Regions from separate parts of the Homo sapiens genome. Here all the other regions are linked to region 1. The links are chromatin contacts, found by Hi-C or POLR2A ChIA-PET in ENCODE. All regions are on one chromosome and are shown on one strand. The core of a region is the stretch at or near the end of the contact, and the rest is flanking DNA. Distances in the headings are between cores, read along the strand shown. Region 1 holds the start of BLVRB (biliverdin reductase B). Region 2 has its middle 28 kb from the start of MAP3K10. Region 3 holds the start of MAP3K10 (mitogen-activated protein kinase kinase kinase 10). Region 4 holds the start of ZNF546 (zinc finger protein 546).

Evidence for each region. Hi-C counts contacts between places; a loop is a spot of excess contacts on that map. ChIA-PET counts read pairs that join two places held with the same protein, here RNA polymerase II (POLR2A). Pooled maps may share reads with other maps.
Region 2: a loop to region 1 is called in a pooled map, with 4 times the contacts of the local background. The contact joins the enhancer-like site here to the promoter of BLVRB in region 1. A Hi-C loop is called at or near these places in 1 of 37 single-sample maps with no recorded cell type and 2 of 50 pooled maps. POLR2A ChIA-PET finds 5 or more read pairs at or near these places in 1 of 52 experiments (GM12878).
Region 3: a loop to region 1 is called in a pooled map, with 17 times the contacts of the local background. The contact joins the promoter of MAP3K10 here to the promoter of BLVRB in region 1. A Hi-C loop is called at or near these places in 2 of 37 single-sample maps with no recorded cell type and 11 of 50 pooled maps. POLR2A ChIA-PET finds 5 or more read pairs at or near these places in 4 of 52 experiments (OCI-LY7, PC-9, Panc1 and 1 more).
Region 4: a loop to region 1 is called in a map of B cell, with 11 times the contacts of the local background. The contact joins the promoter of ZNF546 here to the promoter of BLVRB in region 1. A Hi-C loop is called at or near these places in 2 of 168 maps with a recorded cell type or tissue (B cell and natural killer cell), 2 of 37 single-sample maps with no recorded cell type and 8 of 50 pooled maps.

Annotation. Positions count from the first base shown.
Region 1 is chr19:40,464,043-40,467,253 of GRCh38, forward strand. It overlaps BLVRB (biliverdin reductase B), which reads right to left and starts at 1,703. Exons shown (of 5, transcript NM_000713.3): 1 at 1,568-1,703. The coding sequence starts at 1,646. It overlaps SPTBN4 (spectrin beta, non-erythrocytic 4), which reads left to right and starts at 2,959. Exons shown (of 36, transcript NM_020971.3): 1 at 2,959-3,211. RefSeq lists an enhancer at 777-896 and a silencer at 1,918-2,117.
Region 2 is chr19:40,162,154-40,165,275 of GRCh38, forward strand. No RefSeq gene overlaps it. Among named protein-coding and RNA genes, the nearest start is that of MAP3K10, 28 kb to the right of the region's middle. Within about 2 kb of position 1,623, at least 4 of the 41 ENCODE cell types and tissues checked have a DNase peak (open chromatin) inside an H3K27ac peak, as active enhancers do; they include GM12878, where a contact is called at or near this core.
Region 3 is chr19:40,190,005-40,193,045 of GRCh38, forward strand. MAP3K10 (mitogen-activated protein kinase kinase kinase 10) reads left to right here and starts at 1,422. Exons shown (of 10, transcript NM_002446.4): 1 at 1,422-2,709. The coding sequence starts at 2,028. RefSeq lists an enhancer at 650-889 and silencers at 1,050-1,549, 1,820-2,119.
Region 4 is chr19:39,995,447-39,998,309 of GRCh38, forward strand. ZNF546 (zinc finger protein 546) reads left to right here and starts at 1,614. Exons shown (of 7, transcript NM_178544.5): 1 at 1,614-1,711; 2 at 2,415-2,469; 3 at 2,802-2,863. RefSeq lists enhancers at 762-1,263, 1,249-1,428, 1,264-1,763, 1,436-1,730 and a silencer at 2,549-2,648.

The DNA.
Region 1 (3,211 bases), core at 453-2,952:
AGGCGTGAGCCACCGCACCCAGCCTCTTTTTCTTTCTTTTTATGTATTTTTTTAAATTTGAGAGACAGGGTCTCACCCTGTCACCCAGGCTGGAGTGCAGTGGTGCAAACACAGCTCACTGTAGCCTTGAACTCCTGAGCTCAAGCAATCCTCCCACCTGAGCCTTCTGAGTAGCTGGGACTACAGGCATGCATCACCACGCCCAGCTAATTTATTTTTTTTTTGTATTTTTGTAGAGATGGGGTCTTGCTACGTTGCCCAGGCTAGTCTCAAACTCCTGGCCTCAAGCCATCCTCCCGCCTTGGCCTCCCAAAGTGCTGGGATTATAGGCATGATCCACCGTGCCTGGCCAGCCCTTCCCTTTGCTGAGGGGGACAGCAAAGCTGAGAGCTGGGAAGAGATTTTTCAGAGCCACAGCTCTGAAGCTCCCTAGGCTCCAGTTCTTAACCCTCTGAGTGCAGTCCCAGCTATGACCAGCAGGGTGGGCGAGTGGAATTCGGTGGAATTAGTGGATTTCCAGGTGACTCAGCGCCTCTCAACTTCTCTCTCTTACTTCCTTCTCCATTACTCCCGAATAAATGCTTATCAGCAAACTGGTTTTTACTGAGAGGCCCACAGCTCCCCATTCTCCACAAGTCAAGATCCTCACGTGGTCTCCCTGGGGAAGGGGAGAGTTATGGACCTAGAGAAGAACTTTCAGAGTCCCTCCAAGGGAGACAGCAGAGTGGGGTCCTGTTGGCCTCCACCCTTTTGGGGCACGCAGATAGTCAATATCTTCAGCGTCCCCAAGGCCTGCAAGGGTGGGGCCCCATATCTGGAAGTCCCAGGCCCAGCTGGGAGTTGGTCAAGTCTGGGCTGTGGGGGCAGGGAGTGCTGGGGGATGGTTATCCCCTTTTCTGCCCTCTCTCCTGGGGCAACTCCAAATTTTCAGCCCTCATTGACTTTCCCAGGACTGCTGTCCCCAAGTCTTCACTCATGTCTCTCTGTGACTCCTTCCCATTAGGTACTCGCAGCAACCTGACCCCCCAACTTTTTCAGTTTCCAGCCTGGGGACTTGTGGTGGTTAAGAGCATGAGCTGAGTTCAAATCCCAGTCCTGTCAGTTAACAGCTGTGTGATATTGGGCAAGTCACTCTCTGGGTCTCAGTTTTCTCATCTGTCAAGTAGGGTGATACTAGTTCCCACCCCATTTTGAAAGCTCTCATGTGAAGAGACGACAGAGCAAGCTTGGCTTAGTAAATCCTCTCTGGGAGTGCGAACAACCACCACCACAACCACAATAATGACAACCGCATTGCATAAGAGCCCTGGACTTACACACGACTGTGCCAGTGGAGTCCTCCCGGGGCTCCCGGGGCCAATTCCTCTCTGGCTTGGACTCACATAAACTTGGATCTCACATCTTTCCCCATTTCTGCCCCCGTGGCCACTTGCTTTGGCCCCTGAGTCCTCATACACCTGGCTGGGGCGCTCATGGCCCCAATCAGCCTCGGCCCGACCCCATGGTGCCCCTTCCTAAAGTTCTGCCCGTCTGTCCCGTGACATGCCCCGCCCGCCCCGGCTCATGCCTGCTTGCACCGCCTGCGCCAGGGTGGTGAGCCCGGTCTGGCCAGTGGCGCCGAAGATCGCGATCTTCTTGACGGCCATCGTACGGGATCGTGGGGGTGCAAGGCCTCAGAGTCTCGGCACGCGCGGGAACCCACTGGCTGCTGGGCGGTGCTCTCTGCCCTACTCAAGCCAGGAACAACGGGGCGGAGCTGGCTCGAAGGGCCACGCCTCAGACTCTCCGCCCGCGGCTCAGGTCAAGGGGCGGGGCCTAACGCGGATGGGCGGGGCAGGCGTCAGCTTGCATTCGCTCACCGTCCAGCACCGCCCTCTCTGCGCGCCACTTAGACTGGAAGGCGGGGCCACAGAAGGCCACGCCTCCACATAGCAACAAATAGAGTGGACGGAGCCGAGATAACTTGTCACTCAGCGCCCTGCCTCCGCGCTCCACCTCCCGGAGAGGGGCGGGGCCAGGCGAGCCTCACCCACGGCCTCTCGTAGCTCACGCCCCCTCTCCCGGAGCCTGGAGCGGATCTGGGGCGCACTCTAAGCCCCAGGGCCTCCCAGAACCAGCAAGGGGAGAAAGTTAGGAGGACAGAGTGTGTGTGTGCACTTGGATGTAAGACACTGTGTCACGGCGTACCTATGCACTTATATGACCCTGTGTGACTCAGTGACCCGGAGGGCAAGCAGGACTGTGGGTGACACCTTGTGTCATCCTCTGAGTGTGATCCCGTGTTACAGTGTGACTACACGTGCGTGACACCACGTGTGGCAGGCATTGATTCTGTTCTTTTGTGACCTTGTGGTGACACCGTGGGTGACACTGCGTCAGCCTGTACGATAGGGTGTGGGACGTGTGAGGTGTGCTACATGGAAGCGTGAGACTAATTAGACTGTGACAGTGTGTGACACCACATGTCTCGTGTAAGGATGTGTGACACCGGGACCCCATTCGAGTGTGTGGCTGTGGGTGTCTGTGTTGAGCTGCTCATTGTGACCCCCTGTGACTATGATGTGTGAGGTGCGGCGGTGCAGCATGTGCGGGGCGACTGCTATGAAGGTTCGAGTGTGTAGAGTGTGTGACACTGTGGCTGTGAAGCTGTGCGTGATGTGTGGGCCTATGACACTGTTTGTGACTGCCGGGGAGTGTGCGGCTGTGTGTGACAGGTGCATTTGTGTGTGACGCCGCGTGGGCGGTGGTTACCCTATTGGATTTGTGTGGTGGTGGGTGACACCGTTCCAGTGTGGACGCCGCGTGTGACGGCGTGAGGGTGTGACCCCGTGAGACCCCACAGGAGGGAGTGACGGCGCGCAAGCGCGTGGATGCGGGGGTGAGTTTGTGCGCCGAGGCCCCCGCGAGTATGGCAGCGTGGCGAGCGTGACCCCGTGGGAGTGTGCAGCGCGTGACGCCGCCGTGCCCTCGCGAGTGCAGCCGTGCACCCCACGCCGCGGCCGGGTGTGACTGCGCGTGGGCCTCGGGCGGCGGGGCGCGGGGACCGCGGGCGGGAGGGGGTCCCGGGGGCGCGCTGAGCGCGGCGGCGGCGCGAGAGAGGGAGGCGCGGCGGCGCATGCGGATCTGGCTGAGCCGCGGGCCGGCGGGGCCGAGCTGAGCCGGGCTGGGCCGGGCCGGGCCGGGCCGGGCAGCGGACGCCGACAGGGAGGGC
Region 2 (3,122 bases), core at 373-2,872, 300 kb before region 1:
TCCCAGCACTTTGGGAGGCTCAGGCAGAATTGCTTGAGCCTAGGAGGTTGAGGCTGCAGTGAGCTAGAACGGTGACACTGAACTCCAGCCTGGGCGACAGAGCAATACTCTGTCTTAAAAAAAATTTTTTAAATAAATTGCTGATAACACAATTCTCACCTGAAATGCTCTCTCTTTGTAGATTAGTGTATAGCCTGAATTTTACCATTAGGAAAAAGAGGAGAGGTGGCATTGAAGCATTTGTTACTAAGCAGAATGAACTGCATGTGCAAAGATTCAGAGGCGACATGTGTAGCAGATTTAAGAAACTCCCATAAATTCAGTATGACAAGCATGTCACTGTTCTATAATTTTTTATTTTTATTGGCAAATAAAAATTGTATATATTTTACTTGTTAAATTGAGATATAATTCACGTACTATAAAACTCGTCGTTTTGTTTGTTTTTTGTTTGGTAGGTTTTTTTGTTGTTGTTTTTGAGACGGAGTCCGGCTCTGTCACCCAGCTGGAGTGCAATGGCGTGATCTCAGCTCACTGCAACTTCTGCCTCCCGGGTTCAGGCGATTCTCCTGCCTCAGCCTCCTGAGTAGCTGGGACTACAGGCGTGCACCACCAGGCCCGGCTAATTTTTGGATTTTTGGTAGAGACAGGGTTTCTCCATGTTGGTCAGGCTGATCTTGAGCTCCTGACCTCAAGTTATTCTCCTGCCTTGGCCTCCCAAAAGTGCTAGGATTACAGGCGTGAGCCACCGTGCCCGGCCAAAATTTGCCGTTTTGAAGTCTACAACTCAGTGGGTTTTCATGTATTCACAATGTTGGGTGACCATCACCACTAACTCAAGCACATTTTCACCACCCTGAAGAGAAACTCTGTACCCATCAGCAGCCACTTCCTGCTTTCCCTTTCCCCCAGCCCCTGGCAACCAATAACCTACTTTATATCTCTATGGATTTGCCTCTCTGAACATTTTATACAACTGGAAGGATACATTTGTCGTGTGTGTGTGTGTGTGTGTGTGTGTGTGTGTGTGTGTGTGTGTGTGTCTGTGTGAGAGAGGGGAGAGGGGAGAGGGAAGGGGGGAGGGGGAGGGGGGAGGGGGGAGAGAGAGAGATGGTCTTGCTATGTTGCCCAGGCTGGTCTCAAGAGTTCAGGCCTCAAACGATCCTCCCACTTCAGCCACCTGAGTCGCCGGGATTACAGGCCCATGCCACCAAGCCCGGCTAATTTTTAAAAAATTTTTTAGAGATATGGTCTCACTACAACATTTATCCTTTAATGTCTGGTTTCATTCGAGGTTCATTCAGATGGCCAAGGCTGCTGTCACTGGGGACCTTCCTGAAGGGACAGCAAATATCATGACCAATAATGCAATCTGCCATACCTTGGCATGACAATACTGTTTCCAGATATTGTCACTATTTCTTCTCCATACTATTTTTTTTTTTTGAGACAGGGTCTTGTTCTATTGTCCAGGCTGAAGTGCAGTGGTACAATCTTGGTTCATTGCAGCCTCAGCCTTCTGGACTCAAGCGATCCTCCCACCTCAGCCTCCTGAGTAGCTGGGACTATAGGTGTGCACCACAAAACCCGGCTAATTTTTCTAGTGTTTTGTTGTTATTGTTGTTTGTAGAGATGGGGTTTTTGCCATGTTGCCCAGGCTACTCTTAGACTCCTGTGCTCAAGCCATCCTCCTGCCTCAGCTACCCAAAGTGCTGGGATTACAGAAGTGAGCCACTGCACCTGGCCTATCCATAGTCTTTGTTGTTTTTTAACCCTGTCCCTTTGAGGTTTATGCTATTGAGCTGTACTGCTTCCACTTCCCCTTAGCAAGCCTCCTAGACAGATCTGTTTTGGGGCTTTTTTTTTCTTTTTTTTTTTTTTTTTTTCTTTGACAGAGTCTTGCTCTGTTGCCACCCTGGAATGCAGTGGCATGATCTTGGTTCACTTCAACCTCCGCCTCCCGGGTTCAAGTGATTCTCCTGCCTCAGCCTTCCAAGTAGCTGGGACTATAGGTGCACACCACCATGCCCAGCTTATTTTTGTATTTTTAGTAGAGACGGGGTTTCACCATGTTGGCCAGGCTGGTCTTGAACTCCCGACCTCGTGATCCACCTGCCTCAGCCTCCCAAAGTGCATGCTGGGATTACAGGCTGAGTCACCGCACCCGGCCTTTTTTTTTTTTTTTTTTTCTTAGAGACAAGGTCTTGCTTGATTGCCCAGGCTGGAGTGCAGTGGTGTAATTACGGCTCACTGCAGGCTTGAACTCCTGGGCTCAAGCAGTTCTCCCATCTCAGCCCCACAAGTGGCTGGGACTACTGGTGCGCACCACCACACCAGGCTAACTTTATAAATTATTATTATTATTATTATTGTAGAGACTAGGTCTCACCTTTTTTTTTTTCCCCCCCAGAAACAAGATCTTGCTCTGTTGTCCAAGCTGTAGAGTTGTGGTGCCATGATAGCTCACTGCAGCCTCAATCTCCTGCGCTCAAGTGATCCTCCCTCCTTGGCCTCCTGAGTAGCTGGAACTAAAGGCACATGCCACCACACCTGGCTAATTTTTATGTTTTGTAGGGATGAAGTCTCGCATGTTGCCCAGGCTGGTCTCAAACTTGAACTCCCAGCCTCAAACAATCCCCTCTCCCCACCAAAGCCTCCCAAAGTGCTGAGATTTCAGGTGTGAGCCAACGCGCTGGGCCAGGTCCTCTTCTCCCTTGCTCTCCACGGTCTACTTGGAAATCTGAGAGTCGGCTGCGTGCAATGGCTCATGCCTGCAATCCCAGCACTTTGGGAGGCCAAGGTGGGCAGATCACCTGAGGTCAGGAGTTCGAGACCGGTCTGGCCAACATGGCGAAACCCCGTGTCTACTAAAAATACAAAAATTCGCCGGGCATGGTGGGTGAGCACCTGTAGTCCCAGCTGCTTGGGAGGCTGAGGCAGGAGAATTGCTTGAACCCGGGAGTCAGAGGTTGCCGTGAGCTGAGATCACGCCATTGTACTCCAGCCTGGGTGACAGAGCAAGACTTGGTCTCAAAAAAAAAAAAAAAAAAGAAAAGAAAAAAAGAAAAGAAAACAAACAAAAAAAAGAAATCCGAGAGTCATCCTTCACTCCTCCCTCTTCC
Region 3 (3,041 bases), core at 172-2,671, 270 kb before region 1:
TTCTCTGGAGTTTGGGCACTAGAGTCCCTCTTATTTCCTCTTCTTCTCTCCTCCCTCTAGACCCCATACCACTCAGGAGAGGCCAAGTAAAAAGACCCAGAATTTTGCCTCTTACAAGCTTAGAGATCTTGAAGAAGTCACTGAACCTCTGCGGGACCTACTTTCCTCATTCTTTAAATAGAAAGGCAGTGGGTTTTTTGTTTGTTTGTTTTTTGTTGTTTTTTTTTTTGTTGTTGTTGTTTTTGTTAATCGTGGCGATGGTTATTTATTTATTTATTTATTTTGAGACGGAGTCTTGCCCTGTCGTCCAGGCTGGAGTGCTGTGGCGTGATCTTGGCTCACTGCAACCTCCACCTCCCAGGTTCAAGCGATTCTCCTGCCTCAGCCTCCCGAGTAGCTGGGATAGATTACAGGCGCACACCACCACGCCCGGCTAATTTTTTTTTTTTTTTTTAAATAGTAGAGACGGGGGTTTCACCATGCTGGCCAGGCTGGTCACGAACTCCTGGCCTCGTGATCCGCCCGCCTTGGCCTCCCATAGCGCTGAGATTACAGGCGTGAGCCACCGCGCCCGGCCTGGTTGTTAATTTTTAAAACTGCCTTTCATTTTTGCTTTGCCATTTATAGCTCTGTAGCCTTGCACAAATGACTTCACTTCTCTATGAGTCATCTGTAAAATGGGGCTCTTTGTGAAGACTTAACGATACCACGTGTACAAAGCACTGAATACAACATGCACATTAAGCTCCCCGAAATTGAAACTCCTATAAAATAGGAATCGGGGATTCTCAAGAGCAGGAGTTCTGACTTCAGCAGAGGAACCCAGAGCTGGTGGGGAAAGCAGACGTGGCTGTGACATCCCCAGGGACACTAAACACATCCTCCCAGCCCCATCTTCCCCGCAGAGTCCCGCCACCGGCCCGACCCCTAACTTGCTCCAACCACCCGCCGACGCCCGCAGCCCGCTGTTTGGGGGCCGCCCCCTGCAGCGCCAGGTCCCCGCGCGGACTACAGTTCCCAGCGTACATCTCGGTCGGGGGGTCCGAGGGGCCGTCCTGCCTCAGGGATAAGGTCCAGGCTGCGTTCGCGGCTCCGGGCAGTCACAGTCATGCACGCAGCTCCTATTTTTCGCGTTGCTAATCGCGTCCGTTGCAGTCCAACCCATCCTGGGCCGCGGCCCCCACAGGGTCTGTGAGGAGCGCTTCCCCCCGCCCCGGGCGCCCGCTACGCCGCGTCCGAAGGAGGGGCCGAGGCCGGGCTCATCTCCCCGGGAGGACTCCTTCGGCTTCGTGGGGTGTCATGTCCATTGCGGCCCGAGGCTGGCCGCGGGGCTCTGCTGGAGGGCGCTGAGAGCCGGGCCCCGAGGCCGCACGGCCGGAGACTACAACTCCCAGGAGGCACCGCGGCGGCGGCGCCCACACGTCACTCGGGCCCCGCCGGTGGCCCGGGGAAGCAGCACGGGCGGGGGGCAGGGGCTGGGGCCGACCGGGAGGCCGGTGCCAAGGATGGGGGCCGCCCGGCTGCCCCGCGCGTGAGGAGGCCGAGGGGCGCGCCACCCCGGCCCGGGGCGGCCGCCCCAGGGGCCCCGCCACCCCCGCCCGGCCCGGCAGTCGTGGCCCGGGATGCGGAGCCGGGGGCCGCCGGTGGAGCTGCGCGGGGTGAGCGGCGCGGGGAACGGGGACTGCCTGCCGCCCTCGCCCTCGTCCCCCACCGGCGGACCCCGGCGGGCATTCGAGAGCCGCGCGGCCAGGCCCTCTTAGCCCTCTGCCGTTTGGGGGGCACGGGTGAACCTGCCGCCCCACTCCCACCCCGCCCCGCCCCGCCCGTACAGCCAAATCGGAAGGGACGAGCCTGCCCTTTGAAAGGGTTTTTTTTCTTGCTCCTGCGGAGGGCGCCCCAGCCATGGCCCTCAGGAGCTCCCTAGACCCCGCAGGGACTGCCCTCCATCCCGGCCGCCGGGGCCCGCCCTCTGCATCCCGCGGGCAGCCTGTGTGAAGCGGCCTCCCGCAGCCCCCGGCCCCTCCCCCATGGAGGAGGAGGAGGGGGCGGTGGCCAAGGAGTGGGGCACGACCCCCGCGGGGCCCGTCTGGACCGCGGTGTTCGACTACGAGGCGGCGGGCGACGAGGAGCTGACCCTGCGGAGGGGCGATCGCGTCCAGGTGCTTTCCCAAGACTGTGCGGTGTCCGGCGACGAGGGCTGGTGGACCGGGCAGCTCCCCAGCGGCCGCGTGGGCGTCTTCCCCAGCAACTACGTGGCCCCCGGCGCCCCCGCTGCACCCGCGGGCCTCCAGCTGCCCCAGGAGATCCCCTTCCACGAGCTGCAGCTAGAGGAGATCATCGGTGTGGGGGGCTTTGGCAAGGTCTATCGGGCCCTGTGGCGTGGCGAGGAGGTGGCAGTCAAGGCCGCCCGGCTGGACCCTGAGAAGGACCCGGCAGTGACAGCGGAGCAGGTGTGCCAGGAAGCCCGGCTCTTTGGAGCCCTGCAGCACCCCAACATAATTGCCCTTAGGGGCGCCTGCCTCAACCCCCCACACCTCTGCCTAGTGATGGAGTATGCCCGGGGTGGTGCACTGAGCAGGGTGCTGGCAGGTCGCCGGGTGCCACCTCACGTGCTGGTCAACTGGGCTGTGCAGGTGGCCCGGGGCATGAACTACCTACACAATGATGCCCCTGTGCCCATCATCCACCGGGACCTCAAGTCCATCAACAGTAAGTGGTGTCCTCTCCCCAAAATTCCTTCCACAGAACCTCTCAAGGCCAGGCCTAGGTGGTGGGAAACAGGGTGAGGGACACCAGATGACACTGTGCCTGGAGTGAGAAGGGGCAGCAGTATGATACCTTCAGGGTGAAGGTGAGGTAGGCCTTGCCTGCCTTAAGGGAGAAAAAGGAGGCTCAGAAAGGTTGAAGGACTTACCTGCCTCCCAGGCTGCAGAGTCACAATCGCTCAGTAAACATGTATCCATGAACACCTGCGTTCCCTGCATGAACAGGACAGATGCAGTGCCTGCCTTCAAGGTGCTTGCCATCCAGCCATGCTGCCA
Region 4 (2,863 bases), core at 364-2,863, 470 kb before region 1:
TGGGTTCAAGCAATTCTCCTGCCTCAGCCTCCTGAGTGGCTGGGATTACAGGACCCACCACGCACCACCACACCCAGCTAATTTTTGTATTTTTTTAGTAGAGACAGGGTTTCACCACGTTGGTCAGGCTGGTCTCAAACTCCTGACCTCACGATCCGCCCACCTCGGCCTCCCAAAGTGCTGGGATTATAGGCATAAGCCACCGTGCCCAGCCTTATATTGACACATTTTTAAGGGATTTGGGGGGGGGCAGGGGTTCTTTGCAACAATGTAAACATCCAGTCCCTCATCAAACTTTCAATTTTTTTTCACGTACTAATTTATATCAGTTTGGAATTATGATTCCCTCTGTTATTTAATGGGTTTTAATCTATAACTAGCATTATTTATTTTGATGCTCAAACCATGTCAAGTTTGGTCAGTGGAAGTCCCTTCAATCTGGTTTCCATGTCCTTTGAACACGTCCCCACCATTCTTTGAGCACTGCCTTACTTTCAAGCACAAGATGTTCCAAGTTCATTCTGAACTTTCCCTTCCCCAGCTCTGGAATCTGCCATTTCTCCATGGAGCCTTGCTCCTTTCAGTGGAGCATGGTATTTAGGAACCAAGGGCTGACTGCCTAATGTGCTTTCCAAGTATAATTTCCTCAGTCCAAGCTTTTCAAATTGATCTGCCAAAGACCCATTGCCAAAGATCCATTGCCAGAATATAAGAGTGGAAGGAAATTCTTAATATTTTTTGAAAGTTACTATTATTTTCATTTTTCTCTTTGTAAAAAATTCATTTAATTCAATATAAAAAGACAAAAATCTTTGGCACATAAATCGCAACTCTCTGATGCAAATGTTTAAATAAAGCTGATACTCCAAGAAGACGCAACATATTCTCTTTATCCCACAGACATATAGGCCTATGGTTGCAAACTTTTATACACACACAGAGTCACAATTCCACTGGCACCCGTGATGTTCCACATCCAGATTTTCCAAATCACACATTCTCATCTTCACATAGCCTTGCCGGCAACCACACGGCATAGTACCACATTGTTACGTCAAGCACAGCCAGTCTACCACAGAGCCTGTCGTCCCATTGACCAAAGTCACAAAAATCACAGCCCCGGGTATTTACTGTGGTTTTCTCCAGTCAGATCCCTTCACTCACTACACACTGACTCACACTCAAATTACACACACGCGGAAACACAACCCGCCAGAGCCAGAGAGGTTCCGTCGGTCCCGCAACCCTCACAGTGCCACACACACGCGCTCACAAGGCAAATACAAATGGCCAGGCACTCATTCTTTACAATACACATATTAAGCGCCTATTATGTACTACACGCCGGGACTACCTCAAGAGGTGAAACAAACAAAATCCTGCCTGGCGGAGCTATCGCCCAGTCCCGCACGCACTCGGCCTCAGGGTCACACTCGGCGGTCCCACGCTCAAGTGGCCCGGCCAGTGGCCCAGAGGCGTCTGTTCTCCTCCTCAGCTTCCTGCGTGGGTTCCTGGTAAGTGAGTCGAACCCGCCGGATGCGCGCGCGCCTGCGCCTCCGCCCAAAAGGATCAGTTTCCGGCTGTGGACTACATTTCCCAGAAGCCCCTTGGGCAGTGTTGCCTGGACCCCAAGGGCCCTTTACATTGCGTTCTTAACGGTTCAGTCACCTTAACCGTTATTATTCACTTGCGGGCGAGAAGTCCGAGCTAGGTGAGGCGGAACGGGACTCTTACGAGTAGGACTGGGGATAGAACTGCCGCCCAAAGTGAGGCGCTCCAGGGCCCAGACCTGGCGTGTCGTGCCCGCAGGGAGCCTCAGGCCTGTGCGTGCTTGGGGAGCGGAGAAGGGAAATTGTGTGACAAAATGTGGCAGACGGTGTATGTGTGTGTGTGCGCGCGACGGGGCGCCTGTCAGGACCGGGTTGGGCGGGTGTGGGTGCGGGTGTGAGGCTGAGACAGGTGCCTGGCTCTCTGGTGTGTGTCACTGACCCTCTACCCTCCTCACGGCCTCGGTGTTTGCACACAGCAGTGTCCCCAAGAGGGAAGTCAAATATCGAGCTCTGGGATGAAGGTTCCCAGCAAGAAGGTACAGACCTGGGTTGGCGATTGGACTTTTGAATTAGAAGTGTCCCTAAAACAGACTCCTGGGACGACAGGTTGGAAGACTGCGCAGTTGGAGCCGCTGTGTGGGCAGCTGCATGTTTCAGAACCACTGCATTCCCATACCTTTGATCTAGAAACCTGGTGTGAGTTCAGAGACAGATCCCAGCCTCACTCTCACACAGCTGTTATGTGCGTGAGGTCAGCACAGATGTGGCGCTGGAGGGGATATTCTAGGTCGGTCTGTGCTCTTAAGAAAGGCCTGCTGTCTCATGATTATTTTTCTTCCCCCATTCTGCTATTCATCAAAACAGGGATCCTGAAAAGGAGGGAACAATTGTTGTAGCAGGTCTAAAAGTTCAGGTCCAGGTAAGTTTATATTTCCTTTTTATTCATAAAATGGAAATCACACATTCTAATCCTCACACAGCCTTGCCTGCACCCAGTCATACGGCGTGGTACCACACTGCTATGTCAAGCACAGCCACAATCTACCACAGAGCCTGTCACCTCATTGCTCACAGTCACAAAAATCACATCCCCAGGTACTTTCTGTAGCTTTCATTTGCATTTTTCCCTTTGAAGAAGTTCATTTGATTCAATCTAAAAAGACTAAATTATTTGTCACATAAATTGCAACTCTCTGGTCTATATCTTTAAGTAAATCTTTAAATAAATGCATAAAATGTTTTTGTTTTTAGGAAATGGAAACATTGCTTTGCTTTTCCTGAATTGTCCAGTGACCTATCCCAGGCCTTCCTTT